Regions from separate parts of the Homo sapiens genome. Here region 2 is linked to region 1. A link is a loop called in an ENCODE intact Hi-C map of the cell type or tissue named here. Cell type or tissue: heart left ventricle. All regions are shown on one strand. Each heading gives the region's core, and the rest is flanking DNA. Links, peaks and the distances in the headings are about the cores only. Region 1 overlaps LOC105372853 (a long non-coding RNA gene). Region 2 overlaps MICAL3 (microtubule associated monooxygenase, calponin and LIM domain containing 3).

Evidence for each region. A loop is a pair of places that touch in the nucleus more often than their neighbours do. Peaks named below come from ENCODE experiments on the same cell type or tissue, not always from the same donor. Only the 100,000 strongest peaks of a DNase experiment are listed, where the experiment ranks them.
Region 2: it touches region 1 in a loop (2.7-fold over the local background); 2 of 110 quality-filtered maps call a loop at or near these places.

What each region holds. Positions count from the first base shown.
Region 1 is chr22:18,065,769-18,068,670 of GRCh38, reverse strand. All of the region lies in intron 1 of LOC105372853 (a long non-coding RNA gene), which reads right to left. Among named protein-coding and RNA genes, the nearest start is that of PEX26, 11 kb to the left of the region's middle. In heart left ventricle, for the core only: no CTCF peak of the experiment used is centred there; no DNase peak of the experiment used is centred there; H3K4me3 peaks cover 552 bases; H3K27ac peaks cover 1,084 bases.
Region 2 is chr22:17,949,522-17,952,423 of GRCh38, reverse strand. The region is part of intron 1 of MICAL3 (microtubule associated monooxygenase, calponin and LIM domain containing 3); the gene reads left to right. Among named protein-coding and RNA genes, the nearest start is that of MIR648, 30 kb to the left of the region's middle. In heart left ventricle, for the core only: no CTCF peak of the experiment used is centred there; a DNase peak (open chromatin) is centred at 1,332; H3K27ac peaks cover 2,378 bases.

The sequences.
Region 1 (2,902 bases), core at 190-2,689:
AGAGCCTGCTTGCTGGCCAGAGAAAAGCAGCCGACATTCTCTGGTGACTACAGCTCCCAGCAGACACCGAGAGGAGACAGGGCTGTGCCCCTAGTACCCATTCCAGATTCCCAAATATGGAGAAGCACTGGGTTTTGGAAGAGGAATGGAATGTTTACCCTTGAGAGACAGAGAGAGAGAGGATGAGGTAAGTTTGGAATATTTAACTCTGTCACCTAAATGCCTGCCTGGTCTTTGAAATACAGCAGCCAAAGTCATGATCTTTTAATACATCTTTCTAGAAGATCTCACTTTTTAAATCCAGCAGTTACTTCAGCAGAACACTGCTTTCTCCTAGGATTAGGTGTGTGATGATGGGACAGTTGTAGTTCCAGGAGGCCAGATACCCTTTTTCTGACGCTGAGCAGCTCAGAAAGTGATGGTGGGAAGGAAACCCAGGTGAAGATCTGCTCTGCTGCAAAAGGAGCAGACGTCCCCGAGGCTGTGCTGCTGGCAGGCTTGCCGAACCAAAGGACCAGCGGCCTGGGAGGACAAGGGTTACTCTTTGTCTGCCTGGGAGGCTGCTGAGCCCGCCTGGTGGGAAAGGCGTGAAAGAACTGTTCCCACTAGCTTGGTCTCCATTCTGTCAACAAATGTTGACAGAAGCACCTTTGCTGGAGGCACTAGGCTGGATGCTGAGGGGGATGTCTGACACAGAGCAGATCTCTGCCCTCAGGAGGCTTCCCCTCGGGGGAGGATGGAAAAGGAAAGATGGAGCAAGGAAGAAAGAGACAGACAACATAGGGCAGCGTGTGCTTACACCTTTCATTCAGTGTTTATTTACCCGTCGCCCACCATGTGCCAGGCGGGCACTGTTCTAAGCCACTTGGAATGCAATTGTGACTCTGCCAAAAGAAAAGGCTTCTGCCCTTACAGATCTCACTTCCTGGCAGCCCCTGATATCTGGGGGAAGAGTTCTTCAAGCAGAAGTCACAGCAGCAAGTGCGGGGCCTTGAGAGGGGTGTGAGGGTGGTGAGCATGCGAGCAGAAGGCCAATGTGGTGGGAGGAGAGTGGACAAGGGCAGGAGCAGGAGGTGGGAGAGCCAGGCTGGGGTCAAAGCACACAGGGCCTCATAAGGATCAGGAGGAGGGATTTCTTTCTAACTGTAGTGGAAACCAGTGAACTGTCCCCAATGAGGGGAGCAGACTCTAAAAGAGTCTGGAGAATGGTGCAAGGGTGTTGCTGAGCAGGGATGGACAGGAGGATGGATTCCGATCTAGAGAGAAGGTGCTGCCATCAAGAAGACCTTCAGAAGCTGGGTGTGGAGCCAGGCCAGCACATGGCCTGTCCAGACCATCCATCTGTCCAGAGACATGGTCACATGGGAAGCAGTGGATGGCGAGGCTGGAGAGGGGGGATCAGGAAGGTGTTTGTTTGTTTGTTTGTTTGTTTGTTTGTTTTTTGAGACAAGGTCTCACTCTATTACCCAGGCTGGAGTGCAGTGGCACCACCTAGGCTCACTACAACCTCCACCTCCCAGGTTCAAGCGATTCTTGTGCCTCAGCCTCTGAAGCAGTTTCACCATGGTGGCCAGGCTGGTCTCAAACTCCTGGGCTCAAGTGATCCACCTGCCTTGGCCTCCCTAAGTTCTGGGGATACAGGTGTAAGCCACTGCACCCAGCCTAAGTAGGAAGATTTTTGAGTCAGAAGGCTCTGAGCCTCAGGTTAACAGTAACAGGGAGACTTGGGTACATAGAGGCATTTTTCACAGACTTAGACGTCCATCTGAGAACCTGGTCTCCACCAAGAGGCCACCATTTTCCCCTAAGAGATTTGTTGCTTTGGAGGCTTCTGAGTGCCACATTGAAACCAAGGTGGCTGAGCTGCACAACTCCAGTGGCCCCGTGGACTTTGTATTGTATGTGAAAGGTGCCCCCAGTGCATAACGTAAACCACAGGGCAAGGCACCTGGTGGCACTGTGCGATGGCAGAGGCACCGTTTAGCATTTGGAGGATAAAGTGTCAAACCCACCAACAAGGACACACGGCACTTTAGTCACTCCCTTGACCCCTCGACCCAGCACAGCTGGCTGCAGAACAGGAAGAGGAAGGGGGATGAGAAGAACCGGGTGAGAGAGAGCTGAAAGGGAGAACGGAAAAGAGGGGTTAAAGGAGTAGGTAAGGGAAGGAGCACTTAATTTAGGTCATTCTTTTGCCTAGCAAAATGTGAGAGGGAAGTGAAAGATTGAGAAGAAGGGTAGCAAAAAGGGAGAAAATGATTGCGCAGGTGGCTGAGTTGCAAGTAGTTTTAGTAGAATTGTCCACAGCTGTGATCACTCTGGTGCAATGTGGCATGCATCACGTCCTGCCAGTCTGTGGAAATCAGGGCAGTAGCAAGGTGCCGAGACTGCAGTGTTGGGGATCTAAAGAAGACCCTGCCCCTGAGGAAGACAGTTGGCTTGGAGCCATCCAGTTCCTGGACATGCAGGATGAGCCGCTAGTCCACATTAAGCTCCCCACCAAGGGGTCTTATCCTCACTACTCCCTTTCTGTCTGAATTTGGGGAGACCATGGTACCACCCCAATAGATCAGAGCTGAATAAATTCAAAGCAAATGACAATCCCTGCCATGCTGCTGCTTCTCTCAAACCCCAGCAGCCAAACAGATAAAGGACTTTGTATGAAGAGGGAGCAGCAGACTGCTGTATGGGTGGCAGGGATGATGTGATGGGATTGGTGTGTTCTCTGCCCAGTCAGATCCATTTTCAATTCTCAATAATAGCAAGTAGCAATAAAATATTCTCTTAGACCATCACATCGAGGTTGCGTACTTCCTTGGACATGCAAGACCCGGCAGATTGTAAAGCGAGCCACGGTATTTAGGAGCCAGGACCCACATGCCAATGTCATCACCTCTCCTGC
Region 2 (2,902 bases), core at 273-2,772, 120 kb after region 1:
GAGCAGGGTGGGGTGGAGCCAGGCTACTGAGATGCCACACACAGGCCCGTGGGCTGGATGCTGCGGATTTCCTTGGAGGTTTCTCAAGGAAATGAAAACACAAGGTTGTGTTGGAGGGGTCTGGCGAGGAGAGTGGGGTGATGGGGAGGTTGGGGGCACCTGCCCCTACTTAGAACAGTGCTTACTTGTTCTAGGTGTTAGGGATAGGCTGCTAACAAAGGGTTGAATCACTTAGTCCAGTCCTGTCTTTGTACAGAAAAGGAAACCAAATCCTTTCCCAGGATGGGTGGTCCAGTAAGCATGGAGCCAGTGCTGCAGTCCCGTTCCCATCCTTGCAGTTCATTCCACCCTGGGTGTTCATGCATCACATAGCAGCCCTTGAGTTCTAAGTGATTTGGCTCTTGTGGGGCACTTTTAAGAAATTTTACGCCCGGCACAGTCGCTCACGCCTGTAATCCCAGCACTTTGGGAGGCCGAGGCGGGCGGATCACTTGAGGCCAGGAGTTCGAGACCAGCCTGGCCAACATGGGGAAACCCTGTCTCTACTGAAAATACAAAAATTAACCGGGTGTGGTGGCGGGCGCCTGTAATCCCAGCTACTCAGGGGGCCAAGGCAGGAGAATCCCTTGAGCCTGGGAGGCAGAAGTTACAGTGAGCCAAGATCGCGCCACTGCACTCAAGCTTGGATGCCTGAGCGAGACCCTGTCTCAAAAAAAAAAAAAGAAAGAAATTTTAAACACTGGTTTTCTAGAGGCAAGTAGTTAATAGATAATTCTCTAGTTATTCCATAATGGAAGACTGTTTGATTTCATGGCAACCCTGAGCAGTCATTTTATTCCTCAGCAGTCATGGATTTGGTGTTTGACCTGAACAAGGTCATGTTTGTTCTCTGTGCCCTGAGTTTTTCCTTTGGCGAAGCAGGGATAATGAATACTAGATCCGAACAGCAGCAGAGTGTGTCATGCGTCACACAGGGGCTCTTATCTCTCAGACCCTTTATGATACTTGCCAGTGTGTGAAGTACTTTCCATTGCTGAATTTCACCGACAATAGTAAGGTAGATGGAGCTTGGGTCATAGTTTGCATTTTGTAAGCATGAAGATGGACGTGGAGAGGTTGTGTGGCTCACTGAATGACGGACCCCGGGTCCAGATCCCTGTCTCCTGATCCTAATCCAGTGCTCCCGGCTGTACCACCCTGCCTATTCACAGTGGGCACACTGCAGGGTTGCGGGTGACCTTTCCTTACAGTCTGGGCATTCATTTCTGGCTGTGGAGGAACTTGTTGAGTAAGGGCAGTGCCACTTTGAGACAGTGGAGGAAGTGGCCCAGCCAGGAAGCCAGGCCACATCACCAGATGCCCAGTTGGAGAGAGCAGTGCTTTGGCCCTTCTCCCGGAAGACCCGTGGTAGGAGACTGGCCCAGGGTGGGGCTGACAGTGGGATCAGGGTGGGGCTGACAGTGGGATTTCCTTTCCTGTTCTTTATGGGATGGTGGGTATTTAAAAATGTCTCATGAAGCATTCTTTGGCGAGAGGCTGTGGTGTGCCAGAGTTCATGGCTTTAGCCTCTGAGTCTTTCCAAGTAGTGGCGTTGGTGGGTCTGCCCTCCGCAAGACATCTGTCGTGAGTGTGACTCTTCTTCAGATCAGCAACAGCAGTCGTTCCCTCCCCCGAACTCATTCTCAAGCCAGTCAGTAAGACTCTCTTCAAAGGGAGTTGTCCTGTAAGTCCTGGCAACCGAGTGGTGCAGTTTAGGAGTGCTGTTATGTGTTTTAAAATGGACAGCTGGCCGGGCGCAGTGGCTCACGCCTGTAATCCCAGCACTTTGGGAGGTCGAGGCGGGAGGATCACTTGAGGTCAGGAGTTCAAGACCAGCCTGGCAAACATAGTGAAACCCTGTCTCTACGAAAAATAAAATTAGCTGGGTGTGGTGGTGGGCACCTGTAGTCCCAGCTACTTGGGAGGCTGAGGCTGGAGAATTGCTTGAACCCAGGAGGCGGAGGTTGCAGTGAACCAGGATCAATTGCGCTCCAGCCTGGGCAACAAGAGTGAAACTTCGTCTCAAAAAAAAAAAAAAAAAAAAAAACAAAAACAAAACGCCAGATGTGGTGGCAGGCGCCTGTAATCCCAGCTGCTTGAGAGGCCAAGGTACAAGAATCGCCTGAACCTAGGAGGTGGAGGTTGCAGTGAGCCAAGATAGCGCCACTGCATTCCAGCCTGGGTAACAGAGCGAGACTCTTGTCTCCAAAAAAAAAAATAGACAGCTGTACCCTGTGAATGACCTGTGCATTTGTGCTTCTTCCTTGCCTGAGTTTTTCCCTCCTTCTGAAACACTGTTTCCTCTCTTCCTGATGACACACTGCCCACACTTCTCCAGATTCTACTTAGTCCTCTACAGGCTGTTTCTGATCACATCTCTCCCTTTCTAGACCACCCCAGGGAGTCTCTGGAAGCACTTTAGCTCCTGTTGGTCAGCAGCATGGGCTTGGCCCAGGAGCTTGTTAGAAGCACAGCATCTCTGGCCCTACCCAGGCCTGCTGGACCCAGATTCGCATTGTGCCAGGCTCCCCAGTTGCTTTGTGTGCACACAGGGAGTATCTGCCCCTGCATCGTGTGTTGTCCTTATCATGTTTTATTAGGGGTCACTACCTGGCTGTTTCGTCCTCTGCTTTACAGATCCGTCTTTTGTTTGGACCCCTTTGTAGCACCTGACGCATCCTTGGCATTGAGCAGGCACTACGGTATTTGAGATTGACTGACAGTCCCCATTTATTTGAAAACTTGTCGGATCATATAGGGAATTGCAGGAGAGATGTGGCATGCACGCTTATAAAAGTTTATGACAGAGGGCAAGAAAAAGTAAGAGAGGGCATAGTTAATACATTTGAATCCACCAGGTAAG